3 separate regions of the Homo sapiens genome follow, and all the other regions are linked to region 1. Evidence: read pairs that join two places in POLR2A ChIA-PET (ENCODE). Cell type or tissue: MCF 10A. All regions are shown on one strand. Each heading gives the region's core, and the rest is flanking DNA. Links, peaks and the distances in the headings are about the cores only.

Evidence for each region. Peaks named below come from ENCODE experiments on the same cell type or tissue, not always from the same donor. Only the 100,000 strongest peaks of a DNase experiment are listed, where the experiment ranks them.
Region 2: POLR2A ChIA-PET joins it to region 1 with 5 read pairs; 3 of 35 experiments call an interaction of 5 or more read pairs at or near these places.
Region 3: POLR2A ChIA-PET joins it to region 1 with 6 read pairs; 4 of 35 experiments call an interaction of 5 or more read pairs at or near these places.

Annotation. Positions count from the first base shown.
Region 1 is chr2:46,092,800-46,103,817 of GRCh38, forward strand. All of the region lies in intron 11 of PRKCE (protein kinase C epsilon), which reads left to right. Among named protein-coding and RNA genes, the nearest start is that of EPAS1, 200 kb to the right of the region's middle. In MCF 10A, for the core only: no CTCF peak of the experiment used is centred there; DNase peaks (open chromatin) are centred at 5,142 and 6,002.
Region 2 is chr2:46,320,441-46,331,458 of GRCh38, forward strand. The region is part of intron 1 of EPAS1 (endothelial PAS domain protein 1); the gene reads left to right. Among named protein-coding and RNA genes, the nearest start is that of EPAS1, 29 kb to the left of the region's middle. In MCF 10A, for the core only: a CTCF peak has its summit at 7,378 (motif pointing right); DNase peaks (open chromatin) are centred at 5,131 and 6,001.
Region 3 is chr2:46,219,196-46,230,213 of GRCh38, forward strand. No RefSeq gene overlaps it. Among named protein-coding and RNA genes, the nearest start is that of EPAS1, 73 kb to the right of the region's middle. RefSeq lists an enhancer at 9,705-10,689. In MCF 10A, for the core only: no CTCF peak of the experiment used is centred there; a DNase peak (open chromatin) is centred at 5,806.

The DNA.
Region 1 (11,018 bases), core at 2,116-7,115:
GGGGAAAGTGTGTGCCTTAATCTCTGGAATCATATCCTGCCATTGGCACACAGTTAGGGATTTGCTGACATGAATGAAGGTCTTTAGTTAAACCTGAGTTAATAACTGGAAGGTCTAACGTGTAGTCTCATCCTCTTTTAATACATTATCAAGTTATTTAAAGCTCTAATACAAAGAAAGGGAGGAGAAGGTAGGGGCATCTCTTTTTGCCTTTGAGTCTTCTAGGACCTGACCTTTAGAAAGTCACTGAGGGTACTTGGGGATCGTTTTCCCCAGAGAGCATCGTTCTTAGCTGTCAGCGTTACCCCATCCATTATAGAAAATGATATTTTGACATAAAATTCCTAAGGATCTAAGGGCCGAGTCTCTAATGGAAGGAAATCAGCTACCATGGCAGAAATGATGAGTTAAATCAGGGAGGGCCTTGGAGACTGCATAATCCATCTCCTTCGTTTTATAGGTGCAGAACTTGGAAACCAAAATTGTGGAATAACTCACCCGAGTTTACACAATGAGATAGTATAAAGCTTAGATGTTACTTCAGTCAAAGATATACATACAGATGAATTAGTTCTACATGGTGTTTTGGTTAATAAAAAAGCAGTTTTTTTTTTTTTGCCTTCCCTCCCCTCAATTTCCCCTTCCAAAGAAGCAACCACATTCAACTCGCAGCTGGGTCTTTTGGTATGTACCTCTGTATTTAGAAATAACATTATCTTATTGTACTTTTCTTTTTTTTTTTTTTTTGAGATAGGGTCTTGCTCTGTTGTCCAGGCTGCCATGCAGTGTTACAATGATAGCTCACTGCAACCTGGAACTCCTGGATTTGAGCAATCCTCTCACCTCAGCCTCCCAAATTGCTGGGATTACACAGGCATGAACCATGGCACCTAGCCTTATTGTTATTTTAAAAACAATTATTTTACACATTATCTAGTGACCTACCACTGTGGAAAATGAGGTTTTAGTTCCGTTTCTCACCCACTACCCACCTCCACAGCCCTATCACATACGCACACCCTTCCCAACCTCCCATCCTCTCAATATGGTTTACTGTAATTTTGGTTAAATGAATATATAGTATACATTATTATAACTGTGAAATACCATTTGGAATTCAGTTATGTGGTATGCTATAGTTACTTTTCCTTCCCAGTGCATTTTTTTTGTTTATTTTCCCTGAAGTTAATAAATATCTCTTTGTTTTCTATGTAATTATTATTGATTCAACCACAAACTCTCTACAAACTGTCCATATCTCCTTTTAGCATGTTTAGGTATAAGCAGTATTCTATCAATTTCATATTCTTGGATACATTCTTTGCCAAGCCTTGTAAACTATTCCAGTCTAAATGGTTACCTTCTGCCCTGTGTGCCTGCTGCAAAGCTGTCACCCTGGGATCCCACTTCACTTTCATCCTAGGCTTCCTTTTCCCACTATCCTGTGAAGCTCCTGGTTCCAGTATTCCTTGCCTTCCTCTTTCTTTGTATACTGCATCAATTTGGTGAAGCACCTTTAGTAGATTTCTGAGAACAAATATATAGGAAGTGAAATATTGAGACTTTCCTTTTATATCTAAAATCATCTTTATTTTACTCTCAGACTTGATAAAGAGTTTGACTGGGCATAGAATTTTAGATTAAAAAGAATCTTCAGATGAGATCATGTCCTTTGCAGGGACATAGGTGGAGCTGGAAGCCGTTATCCTCAGCAAACTAACACAGGAACAGAAAAGCAAACACTGCATGTTCTCACCTACAAGTGGGAGCTGAACGATGAGAACACATGGACACATGGTGGGGAACTACACACACTGGGGTCTGTCGGGGATGGGGTTGGGAGGGTGGGGAGAGGGAGAGCATCAGAAAGAATAGCTAATGGATGCTGGGCTTAATACCTAGGTGATGGGATGATCTGTACAGCAGACCACCATGGCATGCATTTACCTGTATAACAAACATGCACATCCTGCATAAGAACTCAGAACTTAAAATAAAAGTTGAAGTTAAAAAAAAAAAAAAGCATTTTCACTCAATTTTAAGGTATCATTCCATTGTCTTCCAGCTCTCAGTGCTGCTGTGCAGAAGTCTGAAGTCAATTGAATTCTCAATCATTTGTATGGATCTATTTCTCTTTTCCAGAAGTGTGTTAAAGCTTTGTCTCCATTATTCTAAAATTATTGAATGATGCGATATAGGTCTGTTTTCATCTATTGCACTCGCCCGGCATAGATCTCTTCAATTTAGAAAATTAAGCCCTTCAGTTCTAGAAAATGTATTACTTATTTCTTTACTGATTCTTTCTCTTCTGTTTTCTCTTTCTGGAACTATCATTCAGATATTGGACTAGTCAACTTGGGGTTCACTGTAGACTAATCTGGGTGGCCCACTTAGTTGGGGAACCTCAGACTATCACTATTTCTAGGCCTTTCCTCTTGGAGTGCTTCGATTACTCCCAGAGTCCTGCCTAAAGGGAGACGGCCTGGTGGCCAGCATCGCAGGAACCAAGTGAAGCCAGATTAGAGGACCCGGCTTCCAGAATACACATGTTTATTTAATTCTCCTGTGTTCAGTACTATACCCTCATGCCCATCTACCCCCACTCCATGCTTAGTCTAGAGATCCTGTTTCACTTCTCCAGAGAATAAACCTCTAGGGACAGGGAAGGGGCCGTGCCAAGAAGAAAAGAGAATCTGGATTTATAACTAGTTTTCAACCAAATCTCTCTTTTCTCTCGCTCCACATCACCCTCATCTCCAGAGTAACTGTTACTGCATATTTCCTGAGCTTTGGGGATAGGAAGATGGAAATTCTGCAGCAAAAATTTCATTGCTCTTGACCTTCCCCATTGCTGGTTCAGGATTCAGTTTTCTTGGATCTACTAATTCAGTTACCACTCATCCGTTTACTTTCAAGATTCCAACATTGTGTTGCATTCTTTTCTTACTCTCTCCATCTTTGTGTGTAATTTTGAGAAGGAAAGTAAAATAGTGGTGAATATTCAATATCTACAGTCTTTATCCAGAAATGAACAAGAATCGTAATAACAGCAGCAACAACAATAATAGCAAAACACTTATTTAGCCTTTGTGTAGCCAGACACTATTCTAAACACTTTGCACATGTTACTTATTGAGTCATCACACCAACCTTATACAGTAGAAGCTCTTACTGTCCACTGGATTTACAACCTTTCCAAAAAGGAGATGTTGCCACATCCTACCACCATCACTGGCACTGTGTCAGGTCACCCTGTCCTCTCTGTTGCCAGTCACAGTTTTACATGGGAAGCAACATTGTATGTTGGAGACAGCACAGAGTTTGAGGTCAGAAGAATGAGGCTGAATCCTGGGTCTGCCTCATCTTTGTTGTGTTTTCCTGGGTAGAATAATTAAACTGTTTGAAATGCAGTTTTCTCAGTGTTCCATGGGAATTATAATGCAAACCTCTCTGGACTGCTTTGAAAATTACATGAGAAAACATTTGCAGAAGTGCTGAGTGCAATCTTTGACACCTAGTAAGCTCCATTATTATTGGTTGGCTAAACGGAGAACACAGTTCTGGAGTCAGAAAGTGAATGGACTGAATCATGCCCCCAACCCCCAGATTCTTATGTTGAAGCTCCAATCCCCAGTACCACAGAATGTGATGGCATTTGGAGATAGGGCCTTTAAAGAGGTAATGAAAGCAAAATGAGGTCATTGGGTGACCTAATCCAATATGACTGATGTCCTTATAAGAAGAGGAGGTTAGGACACAGACAAGCACAAGGGAAGACCTTGTGAAGAAACTGGGAGAATACAGCCTTCTGCAAGCCAAGGAGAGAGACTCAAAAGAAACCAACCCTGCCAGCACCTTGGTCTTACACTTCTAGCCTTCACAACTGCAAGAAAATAAATTCCTGTTAAGTCGCTCAATCTGTAGTTTTTTGTTATGGCAGTTCTAGCAAACTAATACTGAGAACCTCAGTTCAAGTCCTAGTATTGCCACTTACTAACTGTGTAATGCTGGGCAAATGACCTCATCTCTCTGAGCCACAGTTTCCTCATCTGTAAAATGGCTCCACTAATGTATATTAAAATAAGAGGGCAAGGCCTGCGGACTTGGCATAAATTGTAATAGTTAAATAAGCTACTGGGCATAAAAATGTCTCTGGGGTTGTTTAGGGGCTCGGCCAGTGCCTGAGGAGTTACAGGTACCCCCACGATGGTGGCAGTGCAGTAACACTGCAGTCTGGGAGGAGCAGGTTGGTGGATATGTGAGTCTGTGTCTCTTTTACAGGCTAAGGGCCCAGATCTCACAACCAGGTGATATTTTATTCTTGTGGTCACTTTGGGACCCAGGGACAGGATATATTGACACTGATAAACGTGCATGACGGTAACCAATGGGCTGGAAGGGCTGACAGATCTGCTTGCATTATAAAGCTGCAAAGTCGGCAGGGTGCAGTGGCTCACACTGGTAATCCCAACACTTTGGGAGGCCGAGGTGGGTGGATCACAAGGTCAGGAGATCGAGACCATCCTGGCTAACGCGGGGAAACCCCGTCTCTACTAAATATACAAAAAAAATTAGCCGGGCGTGGTGGCGGGCGTCTGTAGTCCCAGCTACTCGGGAGGCTGAGGCAGGAGAATGGCGTGAACCTGGGAGGCGGAGCTTGCAGTGAGCCGAGATCACACCACTGCATTCCAGCCTGGGAGACAGAGCGAGACTCCGTCTCAAAAAAAAAAAAAAAAAAGCTGTGAAGTCTGACTTTGGTGTCTTGACTTCCCTGTTGGGCTCCCTTTGCACCCAGCCACCTTCATGAGAACCCGGCCCAAGCCCTGGTCCCTATGTGACCTGCTTCAGCAAAGAAGCTGCCTTTGGAAATGTGCACTTTAGTTATAAAAGTCATTCTGTCCCTCTCCCATGTCATATAGATGAAGAGCTTGTCCCCTACTAAAGGAATGCCAAATACCAGCATGAGTTTTTCAGGAGTCATCACTTTTATATGGGTCCAAATCTACTTGAGGCTGAGACTATCTTTATCCCAAACTGATTCCATGCAGTGTTACCTGCCAATGACAGTTGGGGGGTGAAAGCATTGTGACCTAACAAAGGGGAAGGGAGGAGGAGAGAGGAGAGCCTGAGCTGGCTGGGATGAAAGCCAAGTTTACATTCCTTGGAGGAAGCCGCGTTATTGCTGACCAGCTTAGAAGTAGAATTCTGACTGCCTTTGACATCAGAGGTTTAGAGCAAACAGGAAGTTTGGAACCAAAGGGAAATTCCTGATTAAATTTGAGTGTTTCAGCTAGTAATGTGTGTTCAGAGCAAAAATTATGAGGGACCCCGTCATCTCTTATTTTTGTGTCTTTCATGGTAGCTCATATAGAACTGAGAACCCATTATAGTGGTTAAGGGCACAACTCTGGAACCCCTGGTCTCTAACCCTGCCTCTGCGCTCATTAGATCTGTGATGTTGGGCAAAGAACTTAACTTCCCTAAACCTCAGTTCCTTCATCTGTTAAATGGGGTTATTACTCCCCCCCCAACCCACACAGAAATATTGTGAGAATCAAATGAGAGTTAGTACAAGTAAAGCAGTAACAACTGGTTCTAGTACAGAGTAATTGCTCACTAAACATTAATTAATGTTATTATTATCATTGTTATTTTGCAAGTGGCTGAGTGCACAGTTCATAAGATTCACTTTGTCCATCTCAAAAATGGGGATGAATGTATCCTGCTAGTTAGTAAACTGATGAAAACACTTTGTCTAGTTAGAGGCCTCCAAACAAGGGCTAATTTGAGGTGTTGGGACCTGTCCTATATAGGGGAATTTGACATCAATATATTTTATTTTATGACTATGCTGTGTTCTATAGAAAGTAGATGCCTTGGAACAATTATTGCTGCAATATATTCAACAGCCAGTACTGAATGCTCCAAGGCTTAGTCATATGATTTTTGTTTCTTCAATGCCTTTGGCTATTGAATCATTAGATTGAGCTACTAAAAATGAGAATTGTTTCAGCAAACAAGTGGCAGCTTTGCCGTGGTAAGCAGAGTCCTGTGTGAATGTTTGAAGTTGGTCTCTGTGGTCCCTCCCAGTTGGCCATGTTTGTTTCAAGATGACTCAGGCTGGAGGTGGGGTGAGGAGGAGAGTGGTAGGGGGTACCATAGTGAGCTGAGGTAGTGGAGACTACACTTAATTGGCTTTGCTTCCCTCTGGTCATGCAGCAGCAAGCTAAGGATTCATACTGCTAATTGTTGCCACCTTCTCTCTCCTTGCTTCTGGGTCTCTTCTTCCAACATTCTTGGCCAATTCATTCTGGTAAGCAAGGAGCTGGGTTGCTTTCTTGCTCAGAAGCCTGCCATGACTCCATTATCCCAAGACATCCCCACTCTTCTGCCACTTACTCAAAGCCACCCATAAGCTGACCCTGCCCCTAAGCTTCCTCTCTGGGGTTTATATACTGATCTCTTTCTACCCCACAAGATGACCCCTTTCTATCTCCTCAACAGCTTCTCCAGCCAAACTCCTCTTTGAGTCACTACTTGAGCCTAACAGAGGTGCTCATTGACAGGCCTTTGACACACCCATACACAATGTGCATTTATTACCAAGATCTTAAGCATCAATAGTCACAATACAACATGTTTCCACCACCCTGTACCTTTGCTTAGGAATACCATACCTTTTCCTGGAATAAGGTATGGTATTTTTTTTTTTTTTACGCTAACTTTTCATCCTTTGAGATTCAGCTTCAGATCATTTTTCCTGGCTGTTAGTTATTTCTTCCAGCGAAGTTAGTTATTTCTTCCCCCTGTTAACATTGCATCTGCTACCTTATATTCTAGCACTTCTTATACTGCATTGCAACTATTTCTTGGTTGACTGACCCTACAGAGTTTCCATAGGTTATGATAAATGTATAGTTATACCCAGTGGCCCATGATTTCTTGACTAACCTATTTACATTTATCGAGAAAACTCCAGGGAGGTGAGGGGATTTTCTAAGCATATTTGGCTGCAGGATATATTTTCTAATGGACTTCTCACTGGACCGCTCTTCCCCTGGGCTCCTTTCTGTGTGCATGGCCCTATTTCACCTGTCTTTTTAGTCTTCACAAGGTCTGGTTGGTGAGTTGCTGCAGTGGAAAGAATACAGAGTTAGGAATTAGGGACTAGAACTCTAATAAAGCTCAGTCTTAGTTGGGTGTCCTTGGGCAAATGACTTCTCCTTGCTGGGTCTCAGTTTTCCTACCTACAAAATATGGTGGCCAGACTGGATGATCTAGCTCTGTGATCCTAAGATTGTTTGGTCTGGGAATGCCTTGAAGAGCATCTGAAAATGAATTTCTGAAAATCTGTCTCAAAATTACCTCAGTGAGGCTCCAGAAGGTAACTGATCCCAAGTAACAAGAGTGCCCCTGAGGAACATTCAGAGATCCAGGCCCACAATTCCTGTCATTCCTCGGAAGGTGAGACTTCATTGGCTGGTGGTCCTGTGCTCTGCTCTCGGTATGTCAAATCACCGTCTGTGGGTTTTCCTCCCTCTCTAATTTACCCAAAGTCCTCCCTCTTAACCAAAACAAATAGCTTTTGGGGGATCTGATGTTGCCAAGTTGTATTTGCTCCTGTGGCAAGCAGAGCTCCCGCAAGGGGCTGTAACCAACCATGTAAGCAAGAACTGCTGGCCGAGGAGCAGGGATGCTTGCTCAGAAGTCCTAGTCCTGTCAGGATTGAGAATGCCACCCCTGAGACAACACCCTCTCGGAAGTGGGGCATCTCTCATGAAGTCCCCTCCCGTGTTGGAAATCTGCTCATGCAAAAGCATTCATCAGAAGGGGGTTTCTTTCTAGATTTGTACTTTTGTCTGGGGAAGCAACTAAGAAAAATATCTGTTGTTTGAAGAGCAGTATAATTTAAGCAGACATTCATTTATTCACTCAACAGACAACGAGTAAGTCATTTTTGCTGTGCCAGGTATAGGACTCTAAGATGCCATGACAAGGAAGAAGAGCACATTCTGTCTCTAGCTTCTTTCTGAATCTTCCTTCTTTCCTTTTCTTTTTTCTCTTCTCTTCTCTTCTCTTCTCTTTTCTTGATGGGATCTCGCTCTGTCACCCATGCTGGAGTGTAGTAGCACGATCTCAGCTCACTGCAACCTCCGCCTCCCAGGTTCAAGCGATTCTCCCTCCTCAGCCTCCCTGAATAGCTGGGATTACAAGCACCCGCCAACTTGCCTGGTTCACTGTTGGATTTTTAGTAGAAATGGGGTTTCACTATGTTTGCCAGCTAGTCTCAAACTCCTGACCTCGAGTGATCTGTCCGCCTTGGCCTCCCGAAGTCTGGGATTACAGGTGTGAGCCACCATGCCTGGCCTATTTCTTTTTTAAAAAACTGATAACCAGAGAGACAGTCTCTGCCCCTTTGGCACTTGAATTTAGGTGGGGATGGCAGACAATAAAAGAAGCAATAACAATAAGAGTTATGATAGAAAAAAATATGGAGTTGCCAGGGAAACACATTACAGGGATACCTCAGCCAGTTTAGAAAAAGTCAAGGAAGGCTTTCTGGAGGAAGTGACCACTCCCGGAGAGATCCAATGGGCTAAGTAAGAGTTGGCCAGAGAAAGAGGACATGGAAGAGTGGCCCAAGGAGTGGGAATAGCATGTGCAAAGGCTCTGGTGGAGGGAGAGGGAACACCAAATGGGTCTGTGGCTCTACAGAATTTGTATATGCCTGGAACTCAAAGCACAAATAGAGGCCAGGGACCCTAGCCTCAGAGGCTGTCGAATGACTGTCAAAGCCCTGTAAGTGCACGGTGACATGACCTCAGGTTTTATCTGGAACAACATGTGGGAACTGAAAGATGATCCTAGTATTTAATAGAATTTCAGAGGTGGGAGAAAACTTGGGAGTTTAGTCCTCCAATTCGCTGTTTTATAGATGACTAAACTGAAACTCAGAGACGATGTGGCTTGTCCGAGGACACTCGGTCTCATAGCAACACAGACAGAACCATAAGTTGGGACTCTAGTGTTTTGGTGGTGTATGCTGATAAACTGGCTTTCAAAAAAAAAAAAAAAAAAAAAAAACCCAAAACCCTGATTTGTAGCATTAACTGATTTCTATGGTATAAATATTCTCCCTGGGGCCAGTTTCAGGCTATCCATGTTGAACAACCAGCTCACAAAATTCCTGAAATTTTAACAATCTGCTCTTGTGAGCTGGTGTGAGCTAGCTACAGGTCCCGGCGGGAAAGGTGATTGTGCGTGTCTCTTCCCCATTCTGTGTTCAGTCACATTCCATTGGTAGCTTGAAATCAGCCATGATGGTAGTACTTATACCATGGAAATCAGCAAGGGTTTTCCTCATTGTAAAGCCATTGTTAAGTGCTTGCCAGGACACCACTGGAGTATACAGTTTTCAGGACTAGTAATCAGAGACTCTCTTATGAAGATAAGAGAAAGCATTCCAGTGTGTTAACAGGCCTACACTGGGTTCCTTTACATCTCTGGCCTTGATTTCCTCACCTGTAGAATGAGGATAATGTCAAAGTTCAATAAATTTCAGATGTCTTTAAGATACACCATTATTTTTATTTAAATAAACTTTTTGTTTTAGAACAGCTTTAGATTTACAGAATAGTTGCAAAGATAGAACAGAGAGTTGCCACACACCCTACACCAGGTTCCCCTATTAATGAACTAATACTGACACATTATTATTAACTAAGCCCATATTTTATTCCAATTTCCTAAGTTTTTACCTAATGCCTTCTTGTCGTTGTTCCAGGATCTCATCCAGAATATCATATTACATTTAGTTGTCATGTCTCCTTCAGCTCTTCTTGGCTGTGACATTTTCTCAGACTTTCCTTGTTTTATGACCTTCACTATTTGAGGAATAGTGGTCAGTTATTTTGTAGAATATCTGCCAGCTGGGATTTGTCTGATGTTTTCCTCATGATTAGACTCTGATTATGGATTAGACAGGAATACCTCAGAGGTGAAGTCTTATTTTCATTACATCACATCAAAGGTCCATACTATCAACATGACTTATCATTGATATTGACCTCAATAGTCAATATCAAATGTTTGCCAGGTTTCTCCACTGTAAAGTTTCTCTCCTTTTCCATGCCCTTTTCCATACTGTATTCTTTGCAAAGAAGTATTATATAAAGCCCACACTTGAGGAGTGACAAATTATATTTCACCTCTGTGAGGGCAGAGTAGCAATGTAATTTATTTAGAATTCTTCCACCCATGTGCATTGTCTCCTCCACCATTATATATGTATTTGCTCATTTATTTATATCAATATGAACTCATAGATAGTTATTTTATATTTTGGGTTATAATTCAATACTACTTTATTTTGTTGCTCGAATTATTACAGATCTGCTTATTGGGAGCTCCATTAGGTGGCTCCTGTGTCTCTTTGACATACCCCCATCATTGTGGAGTGGTTTGGTTTTCAGCACTTTCTTACTTTCTGGTATTACAAAATGTATATTTCTTGCCCCAGTCCTAGAATCAGCCATTTTCCTAAGGATCCCTGGCTTCTTTTATTGGAGAATGGAAATAGAAACCAAAATCTAGGTGCGAAGTGTGCTAGTTGCTGCTGGGATGTCATTTCTTGTAGTCCCTCTCAAAGGACAGAACAAGGAATTGTGTGTGTTCTAACTCATGAATACACACATACACATAACTCATGTATAATACACATATTAAGTATTTCTACAGTGGACCCTTGAAAAACATGGGAGTGAGTGAGCAAATATAAAAAACAGTTGAAAATCTGTGTATAACTTTTGAATCCCCCCAAACTTAACTACTGATGCCCTACTGTTGCCCAGAAGCCTTACTGATAACATAAACAGTTAATTGGCCCATATTTTGTATGTTACATGTATTATATACTATATTCTTAAAATGTAAGCTAGAGAAAAGAAAATATTTATAGAAAATCATAAGGAAGAGAAATATATTTATAATTCATTAAGTGGAAGTGGATCATCATAAAG
Region 2 (11,018 bases), core at 3,590-8,589, 230 kb after region 1:
AAAGTGCACGCCGCTTGCAGATGACTTTTGCAGTGCTCAGTGTTAATTTGATAAATGGCTTTTCTAATAGCAGTTTGTGGGCTAATGGAAAGATCGAAGCAAACCTTCATTAACGGAAAGGAGAATAGGGATTTTGAAGCCACTGGGTGAACACACTGGACAGCCAGAGCTAAATCTCCATTTTCAGCTGTGTCTCTTTTTCACAGCAGATATGCTTGGAGTGTGGCAGATGAAAGTAAATTAAGAAAACTGTCTGCCCGTGCCATTATCATCTTAGATTTTAAGCAGGGAGAGGTTTTGGAGTCCTTTCTATTCAAGATACTTAACTTTGTGTGAGAGTTTAGTTTAAGAGTACTGTAGAAGCTTTGCATTGTGTTGTCGTTTTCCTTTGCTGGTAGTGGTGGGGTTAAGGTGGTTAAATCGTTTTTTATTGTGGTAAAATATACATAACAAAAAATGTTTACCATTTTAACTATTTTTAAGCCTGCAATTCAATGGCATTAAGTACGTTCATATTGTTGGGCTACAAGCACCACTGCTCAAGAACTTTTTCATCATCTCAAATGGAAACTCTGTACTCATTAAATAATAACTCTTTATTCCCCACATGCTCCAATCCCCGATAATCACTATTCTACTTTCTCTATGAATATGACTATTCCAAGTAGATTGTATATATAGACATATAAAGTATTTGTCCTTTTATGTCTGGCTTATTTCACTTAGCATAATGTTTTCAAGGTTCATCCAAGTTACAACATGTATTCAAAGTTTTATTTCTTTTTAAGGCCGAATAATATCCTATTGTGTGTAGACACTATATTTTGTTTATCTGGTCTTCTGTCAAGGGACATTTGAGTTGTTTCCACCTTTGGGTGTTGTGAATCATGGTGAACATGGTGTACAATTTGAGTCCCTGCTTTCAGTTTTTTTGGATATAGACCTAGAAGTGGAATTTCTGGATCATATGGTAATTCTGTGTTTATTTTTTTCAAAAACTGCTGTACTGTCTTCCATAGCAGCCATACCATTGTACATTTTCACGAGCAATGCATAAGAGTTCCAGTTTCTTCATTTCCCTGCTAACACTTGTTATTTTCTGTTTTTTGTTTTGTTTTGTTTTTGTTTTTAGATATCAGCCATCCTAGTGGGTGTGAAGTGGTATCTCATTGTGGCTTTGATTTACATTTTCCTAATGATCAGTGATTTGTCTTTATAAACATATTGCCTGTTCCTTGCCCCCCACCCCACCCCCGCACCCCCACAACAGCCTGTGTGGGAATGGAAATCACTGCCCCATTGTTTACACCTGTGAGGCAAACAAAGACTATCAACATAATGATATTTGGGAGTGAAAGGTGTCAGGGAGAGAAGGATGAAGGCACCATAAGGTTATTATATATAATAACTGGCATATAGGATATAGTACAGGCACCTCAGTAGACCTATTTTCAGTTCGTGCTGTGGAGCATGTGAAACTATTTTAAATAGAGGCCTTTGGGACTTAAGTAACTTCAACTCTCTGAATGAGGTTTAAGGCAAGCTTGCTGTGGGCTGGATCTATCCTGTATAATCCCTACTGATTTGGGTGATGTATAGGTACCCTTCCCTGAAATTCTTCCCTGAGAATAATTATTGTTGTCATCTACTACGGAATCCTGGGCCCACTTTCTTCCTTCTTCTTGGGGGAGGAAATCTCCCAGACATCTTGCCAAGCATTTGCTTAAGTCTTTGAACCGCTGCACTAGCTAATTTCTCCACCTGAAACAATATACAAACCCCTCCTCTTCTCCACCCGCTAGGTTCTTATGCTGGCAGCTCATATTTTTACAAGAAAAAGAAGTTAGAATGTATTGAGCACCTGCTATAAGCCTGGCACTTTGCTAGTCACTGTGTGGCAGATGACTACATCAGTCATGACTGATAAAACATAACTTCTATCCTTGTAAGTGCCGCAGGACTTATTTGTGACTCTTAACAACAGGGGTTCCAAACCTTAGTGTGCATCAGAACTGCCTGGGGCTTATTAAAACTCAGATTACTGGACCTCATCCCTAGAATTTCTTACTCGGCCCGCAGGTCTGAGGTGGAGCCTGAGAGTGTGCATTTCTAACAAGTTCCTAGATGATGATGATGTTGCTCATCCCTGGACCACACTATGAGAACCACTGCTTTCCATCAAGCCTGTGAAATAGATATTATTCCCATTTATAGATGAGGAGCTGAGATGTAGAGAGGCCAAATGACTTGCCTCAGTTCTTGCACACAGAGCCAGAGCCCAGATTTGAAGCTGAGAGGCCTCACTCCAAAGCTTCTGCTGTTTCCATTATATCAGGGATGGCAAAGGCATAGATACCACCTGTGCTTCCCTCACTTAGTCCACCCCCACGACAGGCAATATTAATCAATCACAGCACCTCTGAGCCCAGAGATGTCCTCGGAATCTTTCACACACTGCTCCTGACAGCCAAACCTACCCGTCAGTGGGAGCTGAAGTTTGCAATTTCTGTACTAACCTGTATGGCCTTTCTAAAATGGAGACATTACCAAGGAATCAATCTATTAACAGCTGAAAACAAACCTTGTGTGAGCTCCAGTCTTATCTGCCTAGGAGGGAAGAGCGTGGTAGATTGCAGGCTGTGTGAAGCACAGCACTCCCATGGCGACCTCACGGATCATAACTAGAGTCTACACTCAGCACACAGGCAACACAGGGCCGTTACCCTTGAAAAGTGTAAAAATCTAGACGAAGTTAATGAGGAGACTTTTTTTTTAAGCTGCTATATTTTGTCTAATTCATATATGCTACATTTTATTCTAAAAATAGTTATTCTACTCTTTGGCACTAAGTTTGGTGATGGATATAAAATAGTGATCAATAAACAGTTGTTAAGAAAGGAAAAATAAAGTAGGTGCCAAAGGCAACTGTGTCCACACCTGATGAGGTCTTTTAACAAATGGATGGGAGGAATAAACAAGACTGAATTATGTTTTTATATATCTTGCGCACCCAACAGTTCTTAGCAAGGCCCGTGGGCAGTAGATGCCCAATAAATATTTATCATACGGAACTACAAATCTTGCTTGTGAAAGTACAAAGCATAGGTGTATCCTGGAGGTAGGGAACAGTAACCCTGAGAGCAGACTGGTTTAAGGCCATCTCTGGCCAAACCAAAACACATTACAGAGGCTCTCTGAGTCCCAAAGTCATCCACAGATTGATGTCTTGCTTCTCTTCTTATGGCATAAGAGACTGGTAGAAAACTGACCAAACTCATCAAGAAAGTAATATTTTTTTTTCCTCTGAAAATTGTGAATTGTATCAGATATTGCCACTATTATGCCCCTAGGTCACTTGCTCATCTGTTTTCCACAGGGAAGCCAAAACAGAATTTTGCAAAGATATACATGAGTAATCAAAGGAAACTGACTGTATTGGGTGTGATTCTCCTGTCTTCTGAAATAACCCACCATGATCTTTTGCGTGTTTCTGCCAGCCCATACAATGTCTGGTCTCACCACCAACAACAAATATTTAGTCTATGGCTACTGTGTATATAGGGCAACCTCTTGTCTCATTTGCTGTTTGTGCAGCTTAAAAGCAAGGGCAGGGTGAATTATGGTTTTTTTGTTTGTTTGTTTTTGAGACGGAGTCTCGTTCTGTAGCCCAGGCTGGAGTGCGGTGGTGCGATCTTGGCTCACTGCAAGCTCCGCCTTCTGGGTTCATGCCATTCTCCTTCCTCACCCTCCTGAGTAGCTGGGACTACAGGCACCCGCCACCACGCCTGGCTAATTTTTTTGTATTTTTAGTAGAAACAGAGTTTCACCACGTTAGCCAGGATGGTCTCGATCTTCTGACCTTGTGATCTGCCCACCTCGGCCTCCCAAGGTGCTAGGATTACAGGTGTGAGCCACTGCGCCCAGCCCTAATTATGTTTTTATATGAATTGCACACCCCACAGTTCTTAGCAAGGCCCATGGGCAATAGATGCCCAATAAATATTTATCATCCAAAACTACAAATCTTGCTTGTGAAAATACAAAGCATAGGTGCATGCTGGAGGTAGGGAACAGTAACCCTGAGAACAGACTGGTTTAAGGCCATCTCTGGCCAAACCAAGACACAGTTAAAGGGAGCATTTATGTCCCTGTTTGGCTGTGATATGCCCTATAGACTGGGGCAAGGCTGTGGCAGCCTGGCCAGGATGAAAACGCTCATCCTTGGGCTGCCCCTAGATGCCAAACTTTTTCCGTACAAGTTTTCAAGGCACATTATTAAAAGCAGTTACGTAAGTGGGGAACTAACTGCACCTTATAAAAGGCTTAACAGGAGAGACAGAGTCCTCCATTTGGAGCTGTTTTGTTAAATGTTGAGAATAGAGAAGTCCAGAAGTGGTTGGTGTTTCTGCTCTACACTGAAAACGAATTGGGCTGGAGCCCATCTCACAGCCTGCCTTTCTTTCTTCTATCTCACCCAGCTTGGGCACAGGCTTTTGCTATACTGTTGGACTGGGCAGTTCCCCATTGATAGAGATGTTGTTTAATATTTAAGTATGTTGTGTAGCTCTTAACATCGAAAGAGAAGAAAAAAGGTCCAGTTTATCTTTAGGGTGAGCTGACCTTTCCAGATGGAGCAGGGAAATCTCCTGAGGACAGGACCCTGGGAGGAATCCACTTCCCTGCTTAAAAAGCATGGTGAGGAAGGTTCCCTTGGGCTTGTTGGATCCAGTACTCTCCAGTGGGCAGTGCTCTGTATGTTCTAGGTTAGAGTCTTAGATAATATGGGATTTTAAAACCAGTATTGTATTACATTAGAGTATTACTGCCCTTGGGAATTTTTTAGATAGTTCCTTTTGGGGAGAGAACTGTTTTGTCCTATCCATTGCAGATGGGAGCAAGAACATACAAAAGAGCATAAAGAAAAATTCTGCCGATGTGGGCATTTCCTTGAGGCTGAGGGACTAGGAGAGGCACCAAAGGGTGTCCTTCATTCATGGTAAAAGCCCTAATAGCCTCAGTGTTAGAATATCCTGTAGGCAGGCGAAGGATGACATGACTCACTTTGGTGGTGACCTCCTAGTAGTTCAACTGAGAATCCAGGCGGGATAAGATCAGTGCAGGGTAATTGTATGGTAGCTAGTCAACCTTTCCATTGCTTAGCCGGAGAATTCTGGCTTTTGTGCTGGTGATGTCAGGCAGGTGTTGGAGGAGGAGTTCCATGACCATTTTCTCTGTTCCTGCCAACAGGAAAGCTCCATTGGGACATACACGCTCACTTCCAGGGTGTTTTATATTCATCCATAGCTGCTGCATGGATAAAAAATTTGGCGAAAAACTTGAAATCCTATTACCATGATGATCATTAGAACTCATGTTAGGGCTTTTTGTTTTTAAAACAGGGACACAAAGAAGAAACAGAAGGCTGCCATATGCAAGGTTAGTGAAAGCCCCTTACCTTCACCCCATTTAAATCCTGAAGAGGGAAAGTAGCTAAGCTGTAGTGATCACTTCCTGCAAAGAAAACCATAATTATGGCGCCCAGTTATTCTTCATAAGGGGAAACCTTGGAATAGCATGGGTGCTATTTTGAATATTTGAGAAAACAGTGACATTCAATATGAAATGGAAATGATTCTGTGCTGCTGGGATTGGATCAGTTCCTTCTAGGCATCAGTTGCCCCTGGGGATAGCCTAGTTCTCCCTCCTGTGTGAATTTGGGAAACACTAGAATCTTGTAGTTGTTGCTGACTCTCCCACCAGCAGGGAACCAACTTATGCTCTTGGGAGAAGCAGGGGGAGTGGGGAATCTGCTTTTCTCTTTAAGCTTCCAATCTCAACTGCCTAATAACAAGGGAATTCGACTATCAAGATTTCCTGGAGTGGCTTAAGTATGGGCGCCAGGATGCAGTCTTCTGTACACAGTGAAAGAAAACGGGGGTAAAAACCATGATGAATAGGTGCAGAGAGGAGTGGCTAGATCACCTGCCTGGGGGATGAGCCTCCCACGTGACTGTAAGGTTGTGCAAGAATTGGGCAACATTTGGTCAGGGTGGAGAGGCCTTGACAAAGCATTTGTACTCCCACTAGATTCCTATCTCCTCCGTGGGGAAAAACAAGTATTTAAAGTTCTACACAGTGTTTTAAGAGGAAGAAATGGATTGCCTTACTACCCTAGCATACTTCATTTGTACATATTTGGAGTTCTATTCACTAAGCACCCACTGTAGGAAGGGCACTGGGCTGAAGATCCCAGAAAATTAAAGGAGACACCTTTGTTCCTGCCCATAGGAAATATAGTCTAGTGGGGGCCAGGAAGGGGTAAGACGAGCATACAGGTGATCATACTCAAGACAGGAGATAGTAAATACCCTGATATGGAAATAGGGAAAATGGTTCTAGGGGTTTTGGAGAGGAGAAGTGAGAGGGAGGCGGTAAGCCTGCAGGCCCTGGAGCCAGACTGCCTGGGTTCCAGTCCGAGATTTACCACCTATGAGTTGTGGTATCTTGGAGAAGTCACTTAAACACATTGTACCTCTGATTCTTCAACTGCAAAATGTAGGTCACTGTTGTACCTATGTCAGTAGATAATGGTTTACTGCCCATAAACATTGGTCTCAGCTTCAGGACCAGCAGGGGCCGTGCTGACCTTGAGCTAGTGACTTACAACCTCCAGGTCTCAGTTTCCTCATCTGTACAATGAAGAGATTAGACTGGATAAATGCTAACATTTTCTTTATTCTAAAGTGCCGTGATTTCATGGTTGAATATGTATTAAATGCCTGCTGTGTGCCCAATATTGTGTTGGCATAATGAAAAAGAGAAAAAGTAGGATATGTGGTCCCTGGCCTCAAGGAGCTATAATCTAAGTGAGGAGAGGACATTAATATACAGGAGAGTATTAGAGAATTAGAGAATATTAGAAATTAAAAGCTAGGTGGTATGGGCAGTGAGAACATAGGAATAGAGATTTTAGAATGGACCAGAGTAGTCAGGAGATTTGATAGTGACCTATCTAATGTTTAGAACCACAGAGACTTTAGACAGGAGCTCAGACTTGTTTACAAATCCCATGAATTCTGAAGCTTGGAACACTGCCATTAATATTTAAATTAAAGTTGAACTGCAGAAAAACAAAAGTTACCTATTTGGAATATAAGGTGGGACAAAGTTTATAAAACTCCATGTCTAAAACCGGTAGTGTGGATGGAAGCTATAAAGAGGCTCAAACCAGCTTCCCATATATCCTTGGATGACAATTCCATTAGAATATAGCCCCTGGCACAGAGTAGGCACACACAAAAATTCATCTGTTGAGTGACTTGTGGAAAAAGTGTTCTGCCCTGTTCAGCTTTGAACAGCTGTGGGCACCCTGGTGGTGGTCTCAGCCCCACCTCCAGAGGGCAGTGCACAGAGGAGGCCCCGCCAGAGCCCTCCTGCCAAGTCTTTGGGAAGAGCTTAATATTGCCTCATGCCTCCTGAGCCAGCCCTCTATCAAAGGTGAATTCTCTGCTCCCAAATGTTAACCTACCTCCGGGGGGGCTACACGTACTCCCTCCCCAGAATTGTCTGAACTTAGGTTTTGAGAAAACTTGGCAACAGCCTCAAATTTTTCTTCCAGTCTAACTATCCTATGGTCCCCAGAGTCCATATGCAGATCGGGCTGTTAGTGACCCTGGCTTACACAGGTAAAAAAGAGACTTAACAAAACTTGGCAGAGACTGCTAAGTGCCAAAAGAGTGGTGTAGACAGTAAGTGAGGTCACCCCGGCCAGGAAATTGGGGGCACCTCCTGGAAGGAGGGAGAGCTAGGAGCTTGAGTGGGTCTTGAAGAATGAGTAGAGGCCACGATGGCAGGTAAGACAGGTGGAGGCATTAAGTACTTCTGTCCCCATGACCAGTTCCCCCATACCACTCTTCGTTAACCAAACATGGGAGGTGGCAGGCCCATTTAGATCTGGTGCTTTATTCTAAGGGAGGAAATGAGATGAAAATGACAGATGAAGTGCAAGCTTGAACTCCCTGGCCTCAACCAGTCACTGAGAATGGCTGCCCATCCCCCAAACAGTCAGTGATGGCCTGGTTTGATGGGCCTGTTTATGACCTCCTGGCTTGAGAGCAGCAGACCACAAACCTTCACAGAGCTCTCTGTTGAATTTCCTTCCCAGTACAGAACCCAGAAGTCCTAGTTATAAATGTCACTACACTTTATTTATGTAGCATCCTCTGTGAAAACATGAGTATATATCATATCTACCATCAGAACGTACCTTCAGCAATCACTTAGAACAGTGGGGAGGACAGATGGGGTCTTCAAGGTTCAGAAAGGTGAAATGTACAATATCTTCCCATTGTAACTCTTCAGAGCAAATCAGAGGTGAAAATGTTCAGAACACAAGTCTGCCTTCCAGGCCAGTCTTCTAAGCACCTTTTTCTTCTCTTTCACATTTTACCCTTGTCTCATTCCCTGTTCCCTCCTCCTTTTTGTTCATAAAAAAAATTATTTTTTTCCAAATAAGCAAAATGGAGTCAAACTTTGCATCCTCAAAATGTATGAAGTAAACATTATTCCTAATGAGCCTCTGGGAAAGTGCTCACCTTTGAACTTGGCCAAGGATTATGCAGCAAAGAAAAAGTCTTAAGAACTTGATAGAGTGTTAGAGCTTCCTGGGTTTTTAAAGTCAAGTTGCATATTACATTTCTTTTCCTTAATAGGGGCATTTCCAGAAACCCTTCCTGGTTGAGTAGGCCAGTGTCTGAAAGTGAAGCGCTAGGATTGGTTACTGACTCTGGTTCAGGGATTGTCATCTGGGTGCGAGGCAACCACAGGGTAGGAGGCACCATTGCTAGAATGCTCTTTCTTTCCTAGGACTCAGCACCTATGCCGACAGTCCTTGCAAGACAGGAGGGGAACGTGTAGGCTATCCTATTTATGGTAAGGGGAGGCCTATGGAAAAACAGGAAGATGGTCAAGGGAAGCTGGCAGCAAAAAGGCAATGAGACCGAGGAGTTGTCCCTGTAAGATAAGCTCTTTTCCCCTTGGAGACCTTGCCTATTAATTGGCCTGTGCTCATCTCTATAGGCTTTCTATTAAAACACACACACGGCCAGGCGTGGTGGCTCGCGCCTGTAATCCCAGCACTTTAGGAGGCCGAGGCGGGTGGATCATGAGGTCAGGAGTCCGAGACTAGCCTGGCCGAGATAGTGAAACCCCGTCTCTACTAAAAATACACAATTTAGCCAGGTGCAGTGGTGGGCACCTGTAATCCCAGCTACTTGGGAGGCTGAGGCGGGAGAATCGCTTGAACCCGGGAGGCGGAAGTTGCAGTGAGCCGAGATCACACCACTGCACTCTGGGTGACAGAGCAAGACTCCATCTCAAAACAAGCAAACAGACAAACAAAACACACACACACATCCTTCTTAAAGACAAAAACACCTCTGGCTGTCTGCATAGCTTCTGCCTGCCTCTGTGGAATATTACACATTTTAAATTCCCCAACTATTGCCTCACAGCCAAGAAGTTCACTTATAGGCATTGAGATGAATCATTCACAGAATGACTTAAATCCAACTAAGAATGTGTAACTGCTGAACATTCTGATTGAGGTTCCAGACCGTTTGTGATGCCACATGTTTGTTGTAACAGGCAGAATCATCAGTAATACTTTGTTTCTCTTTTCTTGAAACTTTCCCTCCAAGTTTCCATCTTAATGCTTTAAATCATGACAGAATCAAACAAGCTCTGTGCCCTCTGCCCCTGACCCCCGTGATGGCATGAGCTTCACCAAGCACCCCCATTCCCACAGAGATCTGGGATAAAAGGCTTTACAGAATCCAGAATCCAGCTCCGTTTCTGAGCTGTTATCGCTTCATAGCACAGGCTGTCTTTTTCTCTTCCTACACGTAGAGCTAGGCACACATAGATGGGTAGTGCACTGTCCCTGAACTGAGGCTCTCTCAAGTCCAGGCTACCTTCTGCCCAGCACCTACTTAGTGTAGCTTATCTTTTAAAATAAGCCATCCTGCAAAGAGCAGGGTTCCCAGTGGCCTTGAGGTTTGTCAGAAGTTCTCTAGAATTGGCAACTTAGCTGTGACCTCAGAAGTCTTGGCTCTGGCAAAGCAAGGTCTTTGCGCTAAAACAGGCTCAGTGCCCATGGAGATAATCACCTCTTGTAATATCCACACAATCATCTCATTGTCAAAGCACAAGGAATGCAAAAATAGAAGAAATGCCACAATAGGGTTGCCCCATGGTTCAGCTAAACCAGGATTCTGCTTCCGGCTGAGGGCACCTTGGGACACCTTAGGAGGGATGGTCCCAAGCATTGTTCTGGAGTTCAGCCCCTGTTGGCAAGACCTGTCCTCCTACAACCATAGCCTCACGGGGCCTGATTTTGCCCCATCTTTTTGGGACTCCTTTACCACCTCCTTGTCCTGGCTAACTCTCCTTTGTCCTTAAATTCACAACTGGGGAAACCCTTGAGGAGTCTTTTTTTTTTTCCTCCCCATTTTGGGTTATGTCATCTTTCTTGCTCCCAGAGCACTTGCTCCTGACTTCTGTAGCAATGGCCTCAACACTATTGAGTGTGTAGTATTTCTTAGGCATGGTTCTCTGCATACATGTATATATTATTTATTCCTCACAGAGGCTCTGTAAGGCAGGCACTCATAGACGCTGAGGTTTAGAGAAACTTAAGTAACTTGCCCCAGGTCATAGAGTAAGTGTCCAAGTCCTCAAGCCCGGGCAGTCCTGCTGCATCTGCATGGCACATGCGCTTGGCCTGGTCTGCTCAGTGTGTCTCCCTGACTGGGCTGTCAGTTCCTGGAGGGTAGGGATCTGTCTTCCCTTCTCTATCCCCAGTGCCTGGCATGTAGTAGACACTCAGTAACTGTCAAATAAATGAAAGCCCTGGCTCATCAAACAAAGACCAGATGTGATTTAAATTCCAAGGAGCCATACTTTTTACAAAAATGCTAAAATGCCAAGAAGTACTTTTTCATTAAAACAAAACAAAACTG
Region 3 (11,018 bases), core at 3,268-8,267, 130 kb after region 1:
CTCTAATGTCTCTCCAACTCTAGACAATCTCTAAAATCTCTATTCAGTTTCTAGGGCACACTCCAACAGCTCTTTTCTTTAGGTTTTCTGGGGTCTCAATTTGTGCATGCACATCTGAGGATTAAGCTAAGGATTCAAGAAAACCCCTACACAGATTTTTGATGTTCCGTCTATGTAGCTGTCTTAAGCATCATGCCCCTCCAAATCCCATCCATCACCCTACCATCCCCAAGCTCTGAAATCTGTTTCCTCCACCCACCAGACTTCCTCTCTGTGCTTGGGCTCTACTTCCTTGTACCATAGCTGTGAAATGCTTCCAGGAAGAAAGCCAGAGTAAATGTGGGGTTCACTTTGCATGCTTCCTTTTTCTTAAGTCTTGCAACCTTGCACTGTTAGGTATCCAGTGCTTATAAAAATTGGTTGTTACTACCAGTACCAGCCACTGCAAAAATATGCCAAATTGTAAAGACCATCAATGCTAGGAAGAAACTGCATCAACTAACGAGCAAAATAACCAGCTAACATCATAATGACAGGATCAAATTCACACATAACAATATTAACCTTAAATGTAAATGGGCTAAATGCTCCAATTAAAAGACACAGACGGGCAAATTGGATAAAGACTCAAGACCTATCAGTGTGCTGTCTTCAGGAGACCCATCTCATGTGCAGAGACACACATAGGCTCAAAATAAAGGGATAGAGGAAGATCTACCAAGAAAATGGAAGACAAAAAAAAGCAAGGGTTGCAATCGTAGTCTCTGATAAAACAGACTTTAAACCAACAAAGATCAAAAGAGACAAACAAGGCCACTATATAATGGTAAAGGGATCAATTCAACAAGAAGAGCTAACTATCCTAGATATATATGCACCCAATACAGGAGCACCCAGATTCATAAGGCAAGTCCTTAGAGACCTACAGAGAGACTTAGACTCCCACACAGTAATAATGGGAGACTTTAACATCCCACTGTCAACATTAGACAGATCAATGAGACAGAAAGTTAACAAGGATATCCAGGAATTAAACTCAGCTCTGCACCAAGCAGACCTAATAGACATCTACAGAACTCTCCACCCCAAATGAACAGAATATACATTCTTCTCAGCACCACATTGCACTTATTCGAAAATTGACAACATAGCTGGAAGTAAAGCACTCTTCAGCAAATGTAAAAGAACAGAAATTATAACAAACTGTCTCTCAGACCACAGTGCAATCAAACTAGAACTCAGGATTAAGAAACTCACTCAAAACTGCTCAACTACATGGAAACTGAACAATGGAAACTGAACAATCTGCTCCTGAATGACTACTGGGTACATAACGAAATGAAGGCAGAAATAAAGATGTTCTTTGAAACCAATGAGAACAAAGACACAACATACCAGAATCTCTGGGACACATTTAAAGCAGTTGTGTAGAGGGAAATTTATAGCACTAAATGCCCACAAGAGAAAGGAGGAAAGATCTAAAACTGACACCCTAACATCACAATTAAAAGAACTAGAGAAGCAAGAGCAAACACATTCAAAAGCTAGCAGAAGGCAAGAAATAACTAAAATCAGAGCAGAACTGAAGGAAATAGAGACACAAAAACCCCTTCAAAAAATTAATGAATCCAGGAGCTGGTTTTTTAAAGGATCAACAAAATTGATAGACCGCAAGCAAGACTAATAAAGAAGAAAAGAGAGAAGAATCAAACAGACGCAATAAAAAATGATAAAGGGGATATCACCACCAATCCCACAGAAAAACAAACTACCATCAGAGAATACTACAAACGCCTCTACGCAAATAAACTAGAAAATCTAGAAGAAATGGATAAATTCCTGGACACATACACCCTCCCAAGACTAAACTAGGAAGAAGTTGAATCCCTGAATAGACCAATGACAGGCTCTGAAATTGAGGCAATAATTAATAGCCTACGAACCAAAAAAAAGTCCAGGACCAGACAAATTCTCAGCTGAATTCTACCAGAGGTACAAAGAGGAGCTGGTACCATTCCTTCTGAAACTATTCCAATCAATAGAAAAAGAGGGAATCCTCCCTAACTCATTTTATGAGACCAGCATCATCCTGATACCAAAGCCTGGCAGAGACACAACAAAAAAGAATTTTAGACCAATATCCCTGATGAACATCAATGCAAAAATCCTCAATAAAATACTGGCAAACTGAATCCAGCAGCACATCTAAAAGCTTATCCACCATGTTCAAGTTGGCTTCATCCCTGGGATGCAAGGCTAGTTCAACATATGCAAATCAATAAACGTAATCCATCATATAAACAGAACCGAAGACAAAAACCACATGATTATCTCAATAGATGCAGAAAAGGCCTTCGACAAAATTCAACAGCCCTTCATGCTAAAAACTCTCAATAAACTAGGTATAGATAGTACATATCTCAAAATAATAAGAGCTATTTATGACAAACCCACAGCCAATATCATACTGAATGGGCAAAAGCTGGAAGCATTCCCTTTGAAAACTGGCACGAGACAGGGATGCCCTCTCTCACCACTCCTATTCAACTTAGTTTTGGAAGTTCTGGCCAGGGCAATCAGGCAGGAGAAAGAAATAAAGGGTATTCAATTAGGAAAAGACGAAGTCAAATTGTCCCTGTTTGCAGATGACATGATTGTATTTTTAGAAAACCCCTTAGTCTCAGCCCAAAATCTCCTTAAGCTGATAAGCAACTTCAGCAAAGTCTCAGGATACAAAATCAATGTGCAAAAATCACAAGCATTCTTATACACCAACAACCAACAAAAGGAGAGCCAAATCATGAGTGAACTCCCATTCACAATTGCTTCAAAGAGAATAAAATACCTAGGAATCCAACTTACAAGGGATGTGAAGGACCTCTTCAAGGAGAACTACAAACCACTGCTCAGGGAAATAAGAAAGGACACAAACAAATGGAAGAACATTCCATGCTCATGGGTAGGAAGAATCAATATCGTGAAAATGGCCATACTGCCCAAGGTAATTTATAGATTCAATGCCCTCCCCATCAAGCTACAAATGACTTTCTTCACAGAATTGGAAAAAACTTTAAAGTTTATATGGAACCAAAAAAGAGCCCACATTGCCAAGACAATCCTAAGCCAAAAGAACAAAGCTGGAGGCATCACACTACCTGACTTCAAACTATACTACAAGGCTACAGTAACCAAAACAGCATGGTACTGGCACCAAAACAGAGATATAGACCAATGGAACAGAACAGAGCCCTCAGAAATAATACCACACATCTACAACCATCTGATCTTTGACAAACCTGACAAAAACAAGCAATGGGGAAAGGATTCCCTATTTAATAAATGGTGCTGGGAAAACTGGCTAGCCATATGTAGAAAGCTGAAACAGGATCCCTTCCTTACACCTTATACAAAAATTAATTCAAGATGGATTAAAGACTTACATGTTAGACCTAAAACCATAAAAACCCTAGAAGAAAACCTAGGCAATACCATTCAGGACATAGGCATGGGCAAGGACTTCATGACTAAAACACAAAAAGCAATGGCAACAAAAGCCAAAATTGACAAATGGATCTGATTAATCTAAAGAGCTTCTGCACAGCAAAAGAAACTACTATCAGAGTGAACAGGCAACATACAAAATGGGAGAAAATTTTTACAATCTACCCATCTGACAAAGGGCTAATATCCAGAATCCACAAAGAACTTAAACAAATTTACAAGAAAAAATCAAACAACTCCACGAAAAAGTAGTGAAGGATATGAACAGACACTTCTCAAAAGAAGACATTTATGCAGCCAATAGGCACATGAAAAAATGCTCATCATCAATGGCCATCAGGGAAATGAAAATCAAAACCACAATGAGATACCATCTCACACCAGTTAGAATGGCGATCATTAAAAAGTCAGGAAACAACAGGTGCTGGAGAGGATGTGGAGAAATAGGAACACTTTTACACTGTCGGAGGGACTGTAAACTAGTTCAACCCTTGTGGAAGACAGTGTGGCGATTCCTCAAGGATCTAGAACTAGAAAATACCATTTGACCCAGCCATCCCATTACTGGGTATATACCCAAAGGATTATAAATCACGTTGCTATAAAGACCATAAAAGTTATGCAATTGTGGTCTCTTTCTCTCTCAAAATGCATAAAGTTTTCAGACTGTGGTTGACCATGGATAAGTTAAACTGCAGAAAGTGAAGGTGTGGATAGGGTTGGGGGAATACTGTGCAAAAAAGGCAACAGGAGGGATCGTTGTGGCGATGGAAGTGTTCTGTATCTTGACCGTATGAATGTCAATATTCTGGTTGTGATATTGTACTATATGTTTGTAAAATGTTACCACTGGGGAAACTATGCAAACGGTATATGGAATCTCTCTGTATTACTTCTTGCAATGCATGTGATTCTACAATTATCTTAAAACAAAATGTTTAATTAAAAAAAAACCCACAAAACTTGACTGTTCCTCAAAACCTTCACTGAGTTAACCACTTCCTCTTTGAAACCACCTTATACCCTATACAACACTGATAATATAGTATTATTGCCCTTCCATGTTCTACTGTAATTAGTCTATCTCCCTTACCAAACTGTGAGCTCCAAGAGGAGGTTTTAAAGGCAAGATATGTTTTGTTCATCTATGTATGCCTAGCATCTAGTAGTGCCTGATACATTGAAGATGTTTTGTAAATGCTTGTTGAATAAAACTGGATGTGACAGACATAAAAAAAAAAGACACATGCACACGTTTATTGCGGCACTATTCACAATAGCAAAGACTTGGAACCAACCCAAATGTCCATCAGTGATAGACTGGATTAAGAAAATGTGGCACATATACACCATGGAATACTATGCAGCCATAAAAAAGGATGAGTTAATGTCCTTTGTAGGGACATGGATGAAGCTGGAAACCATCATTCTCAGCAAACTATCGCAAGGACAGAAAACCAAACACCGCATGTTCTCACTCATAGGTGGGAATTGAACAATGACAACACTTGGACACAGGATGGGGAACATCTCACACCAGGGCCTGTCGTGGGGTGGGGGGAGGGGGGAGGGATAGGAGATATACCTAATGTAAATGGTGAGTTAATGGGTGCAGCACACCAACATGGCACATGTATACATATGTAACAAACCTGCACGTTGTGCACATGTACCCTAGAACTTAAAGTCTAATTTAAAAAAAAGAACAGTGCTTTTCAGAAGAAAGTGATATTCCTCTGCTTTAATTAAAGACATGCATGTTTTCAGTAAAAAAAAAAAAATTGGTTGTTACCTTTTCTTAATATTTTAGTGTTTTTTCTGTGTGTGTGTGTGTGTGTGTGTGTGTGTGTGTGTGTGTGTAGCAAGCAGGTTATTCTGATGCTGACTACTTCATCATGATCTTAAATAGAAGGATTTAAAGATAAAGATGAGGAAACCTCCAGAAAAATTGAATGAAGAGACATTGAGATAATAAATAGGAGTAAAACAATTAGAAAATCAGAGATCTAGTTCAGGAGATCTAACACCCAATAATTAGAGGTTACAGAAAAAGAGTATATATTAATGATCTATTTGGGGTGACAAATTACCTCAAAACTTAGTGGCTTAAAAAATTGTAAACATTTATATCTCTTTCAGTTCCTGTGGCCACGAGTTCAAGAGTGACTCAGCTGAATGGTCTGCCTCAAGGTTTCTCATGAGGTTCAGCTGGATGTTGGCCAGGGCTGCAGTCTTCTTAAGACTGGCTGTAGCTGGAGAATTTGCTCCAAGGCAGCACACTCATGTGACTAGCAGGTTTATGTTCTTTCTCAATTTCTCACTATGTGAATCTCTCCACAGGGTCACTTGAGTATCTTCATGACATGACAGCTAGCTTTTCCCAGAGAGAGTAATCCAAGAGACCAAGAAAAAAGGTGAAAGGTCTTTTATGACTACCCATTGATGTCATCCATTGTCACTTTCACAATATCCTACTGGTCACACAGGTCCTCCCTTTTAATGTTGAAAGGGAGTACACAACAGCATGCATAGCAGGAGGCCAGGATCATTGTAAAGGGGCAAAAATAATCAAAGAAATAATAGAAGAAAATTTCCTATATGAGAAGAGCATGAAGTTTCTACTGCGGTGGATTAAAATAGACTCTACTCCAACGAACAACAGCATGAAATTTCAGAACACTGAAAGTCAAGAGAAAATTTCACAAGATTCTAGGAAGGAAAAAAAGGATGTCACATACCAAATGTTTAGAATCAAAATGGCTTCATAGGAGTGGATGCAGTGGTGTGCCCATGTAGTCCCAACTATTTGGGAGGTTGAAGCAGAGGATCACTTGAGGCTAAGAGTTTGAGGCCAGCCTGGGCAACACAGAAAGAACCCATGTCTAAAAAGAAATAAAGAAAAAAATAGCTACATACTCCTCAAAGGCAACATTGTAAGACATAATATATAATGTCAAATAGAATAAATGAAGACATATCCTAAAGCAATATATTTAAAATTCTGGGAAAAATTACTTTAAACCTATAATTTAATACCCAAGTCAAACTATCAATTAAGTTTTAGTGTAGAATAAAGACACTTTAAGATATGCAAGTTAAAAAAATTATCTCCCACACACCCTTTCTCAGAAACCTTGGGAAAACAGAGGATTCAGGAAACAAGGGATTCAATACAAGGAAGAGGAGAAGGAAATCCCCAGAATGATGAAGAAAGGATTTCCCAAGACAACAGCTATGTGCCAAGTGCAGAGGGCAAACAGAACGGACTTTAAAAGGGCAGAAGATTCAGGAGATTGTTTCAAGGTTAAATTGATAGAACACCTAATGTGTTTAAACACACTGAGAGATTTACACAAGTGGGGAAGAGTTTAAAGTTGAACTACTTCAGATAGTGAACTTAGTGATAAATTCTTCAAAAAGGAAGGCAATGGAAAAATAAGCATTAATTCCAGACAAAACAATAAACTGTGCAGGAAAGGTAACACAACCAAAGTTTACTATATATCTCTGCTGCAACTGGCATTTACAAAGTCATAAAAATGTGAACACAGAATACTGATCTAGTGAAAAATCATAATATAATTATACTGAGAGGGCAGAGGAATGAAAAGTATGCATGTATGTGGTGGTGCAGACCAGGGATTAAAAGACAGCTAAATCTTCATTTTCCATAGTGGGAAATCAATAGGTACTATCTTGAACTGAAAAATCAATAAATAGCAATATAAGCATGTTATTTAGAGATGTGGAATTAAATACCAAATGAATCAACTATAGTTGCTGAAATTGGTTGCCTCTGGGGAGCAGGAATTAATGAAGGGTATGGCAAAATTTGTGCTAATTTTCTTAATAAACCTCATAAAACTGGCCTATTCTTTCAACTATGTTTGTATAAATTTTCATCAAAATAAACCAAAAACAATTAAACTTGAGAAAAATAACGGAAAAGCAGGGAGTAGTCAGTTGTTTTGAACACTGATGAATAATCAAGAAGATAAGAACAGAGAATGGTTCATTAAAGGTGACAAGATGTAGATCATTGGTAACCAGAGGAGTAGTCAGTGTGGAACCCATTGGTAACCGGAGGAGTAGTCGGTGTGGAAACCCCCTTAATATTCAAAGAGAAAAATACGCAAGGGATATAAATAGACATCACAGAAAATAGGTATATAATCATCCGTAGTCACATGAAAAAATACTCCATCTCATTCATAATAAAAGAAATGCCAATTAAAGTGATATGATATTTTGTAACATATTGGCATCAAATAAAAAAATAATGTACTCGTCATTGGTAATGGTGAGGACAGAATGGCAGCCTCATACACAGTATATGAGAGTGTGAATTGGGAAAGACTTCACTGAAGGCTAATTTGGAATATCTATGAAAATGTATAATTCACCTGCTCTTTGAGTAACCCCTCTTCTGGGGTTTTATACTACAGATAAACTCATGGAAGTATGCAGTATGTTTGAAGATACTCAGTGGAAAATAATACAAACGTCTCTCAGTACAGAACTTGCTAAACAAATGATACGTTCTTCCCACAGATTACTAGGTGCATCATTAAGAGTGGCTGTTCTGCACGTGCTCATGTTGAAAAGGGGACAAGATATCTTAATTCAGAAAAAAAAATGTTAATAGTATTTATAGTTATGAGTCTGCATGTGTGACAAATGAAGACAAGTCATTTGTAATGATCTGGCACCTACTGGATGGTCAATAGAAAGTTCTTAGCTACTGTTCCTAATGCAAGCTGTAAAACTAAACAATGATTATGATTCCAAATAAAAATGCATTGGATAATAAAGCTCACTTGGCTGCAGAGGTCATGCACATCGAACTTTACATTTTTCTGTGTGATTTACAACAGTTTTGCTGTTCTCATTGATCAACTTAATCATGATTAAATGTAATAAATTTGAACTTACAAAATAATGTAACAGTCTGCTGTCATATGTTTTGTATGTTTTGCCTATTGGACTTTTTTTTCAGAACAAGCTTTCTTTAAAAGTTATATAATTCTTTGGCTCAAAGAAAAAACCTAGAAAATAATATTCCCCACTGACCTGTACTTTCCTGACCCAGCAAGCCTTCAGCAGATTTGTCTTGGACTAGAATTCAAGACACCTGGGTGCCAGTCCTGGCTCGGCTACTCAGTAGGTGGGTGACCTTGAGCAAACCCTTCGGCCTCTCTTAGTTCTTCTTAGCTGTCGTATGGGATACAGCGCCTTTCCTATCTACCCTGTGGGACTACTGTGAAAAGCAAATGAGGCAACAGGTATATAAATTTGTAATCTGTGAAAGCATGCACATGAAAGAACTTTTATTTTGATAGCTAGAAGTATCCTCTCACAGGTTAAATATTTCTGGTCCTCCCAGCAGAGAGACACGCCTGGGTATTTATTCAGTAGACCTTGAGTGCCTTTCTGGACCAAGCAGGGACTGGTGAGGCAGAATTGAATATGATGCAGTCCCCGTTCTCAAAGAACTCACAGTTTGATAGGAGAGGCAATTACAGTAAAACGTGAGAAATACAATATAATGGTTATAGACAAAGACTGGTGGGACTCACAGGAGTCAAAATGTCTGACTAGAGAAGGCATCACTGACAAGTGACACCTGGATCGAGTCTTCAAGAACATGTGAGAATTTACCAGGCAGAGAATTGATTGATTGCTGGGTGGAACCCAGGCAGTGCCCCAACTGTGGAGCAATTTCTCACCCCTCTTTCTTTATCAAGTCTTACCTCTGCTGTGAGATAGCAGACCATCAGAAACTTGCTCTCAGCTACCTATCCTATTGGAAAATGTTTGAAAAAGATGTTAATGACAGGTTAGGTGTGTGCTTCCCTCCAGAATAGATGCATTTGGGTCCAGAGGGTGAGATGGTTCTCTATACACAGAAATACCAATAATTTTAGCTAAATAGATTTACTTTTAGGGAAAGTACCTAAGTAATTTTTTTTGAACCTCACTCTTTTACTCAAGTTAGAGTGCAGTGCTATGATCACAGCTCACTGCAGCCTTGACCTCCCGGGCTCAGGCAATCCTTGCACCTCAGCCTCCAGAATAGGCGGAACTACAGGTGTGCCACCACACCTGGCTTTTTTTTTTTTTTTTAATAGAGACAGGGTCTCATCATGTTTCCCAGGCTGGTCTCAAACTCCTGGGCTCAAGTGATCCTCCTGCCTAGGCCTCCCAAAGTGCTGGGATTACAAGTGTTAGCCACCATGCCTGGCCAATACCTAAGTAATTTCTATGGCCACCAGCTGGTACCAGATCATTACAAACATTACTTTTCTTCATTATCACAACAACCTTGTTTTTTTCTTATTATAGGTGGCAGAACATAGGACGAGAATCACCACCCAGCCAGTTATACCAGAGCCAGGATTCAAACTCAAGCCATGATCTTGCATATCCATTGACAAACTGGTTCTCATAACCGCCCTGGGAAATGAGCAGGAAAGGAATGTTATCCCCACTTAAGATGGGGAATCCGGGCATGGAAAGCTCTGCTGGGGACTCCCCGCTGGGCTTCCTGACTCCTACCCTGACTGAGGTTGTTACCTTGCAATGGAGGCCAAAGTCCTGACAGGCAGTGGGAAAGATATTTTGGGGTAGGGCTGTCTCCCTGGTGCTTGTCAGATCTCATCTTGTGAAACAATTGGTTCAAGTTCACTGGGCCCGGGTGCGCAGCCTTCCCTGGCTGGAGCTGGGACCCTGCTGTTCTGAAAAGCTATATGGAAGGAGATTTCTTTCCTTCTCTGATTATCCTCACCACTAGGTGGGATGGAAGCTGTCTACCAGAGTCTGCTGCAGGTTAACCCTTCCCCTGCCCTCATTCAAGGACATGACAGGGATGTTCCAGGTAAATGTGCCCCCTTGGCTTGAGACAGCACTTGTGGTAATGGAATAGCTTCCTCTGCTATGGCCTGCTTGTGTTAGTTCACTGAGAATGGACTCCCTGTGGGTTCGTAGAGTGCAACAATTGAAGAGCTTGAATAATGGTTAACCAGGATGAAGTCACATCCGAATATGCGTCATCTCACCACCTCCTTTGCTGCAGTCCGAAAACCCCACTGAGTCTTTGTTCTTTTTCCATCCGTCTGTCTCTCTTGGTATCTGTCTCTCTCTTTCTCATCACCCCTTCAGGGTATTGATGCTTATTGATACTGGATTTTCTTTCTCACTCCAGTTTTTCCTGTCTCTATCCACCTGTCTTTCTCCCTCCAGCTCTCCCTCACTCTCTCTCCCTCCCCTTTTCCTCCCTTCTAGTTCCCCATTTTGCTGGTCTCATTGTAGACCTGCATTCATTTACGATTCATTATTCTTACTGAAGAGATCCTTTGATCTTGTCTGTTAAAAAGTAAGTGAGTTGCACTCTATACACCAAGAAAAAACAAAATCATCTTTATTTAACTTTTTTTCTGGCCATGGGCCTGTGGCTGGGGCAAAAATAGGTCTCCCTGTTTCTGGCACACACACCAGCCTCCCCAAGCTGCAAGCCAGCC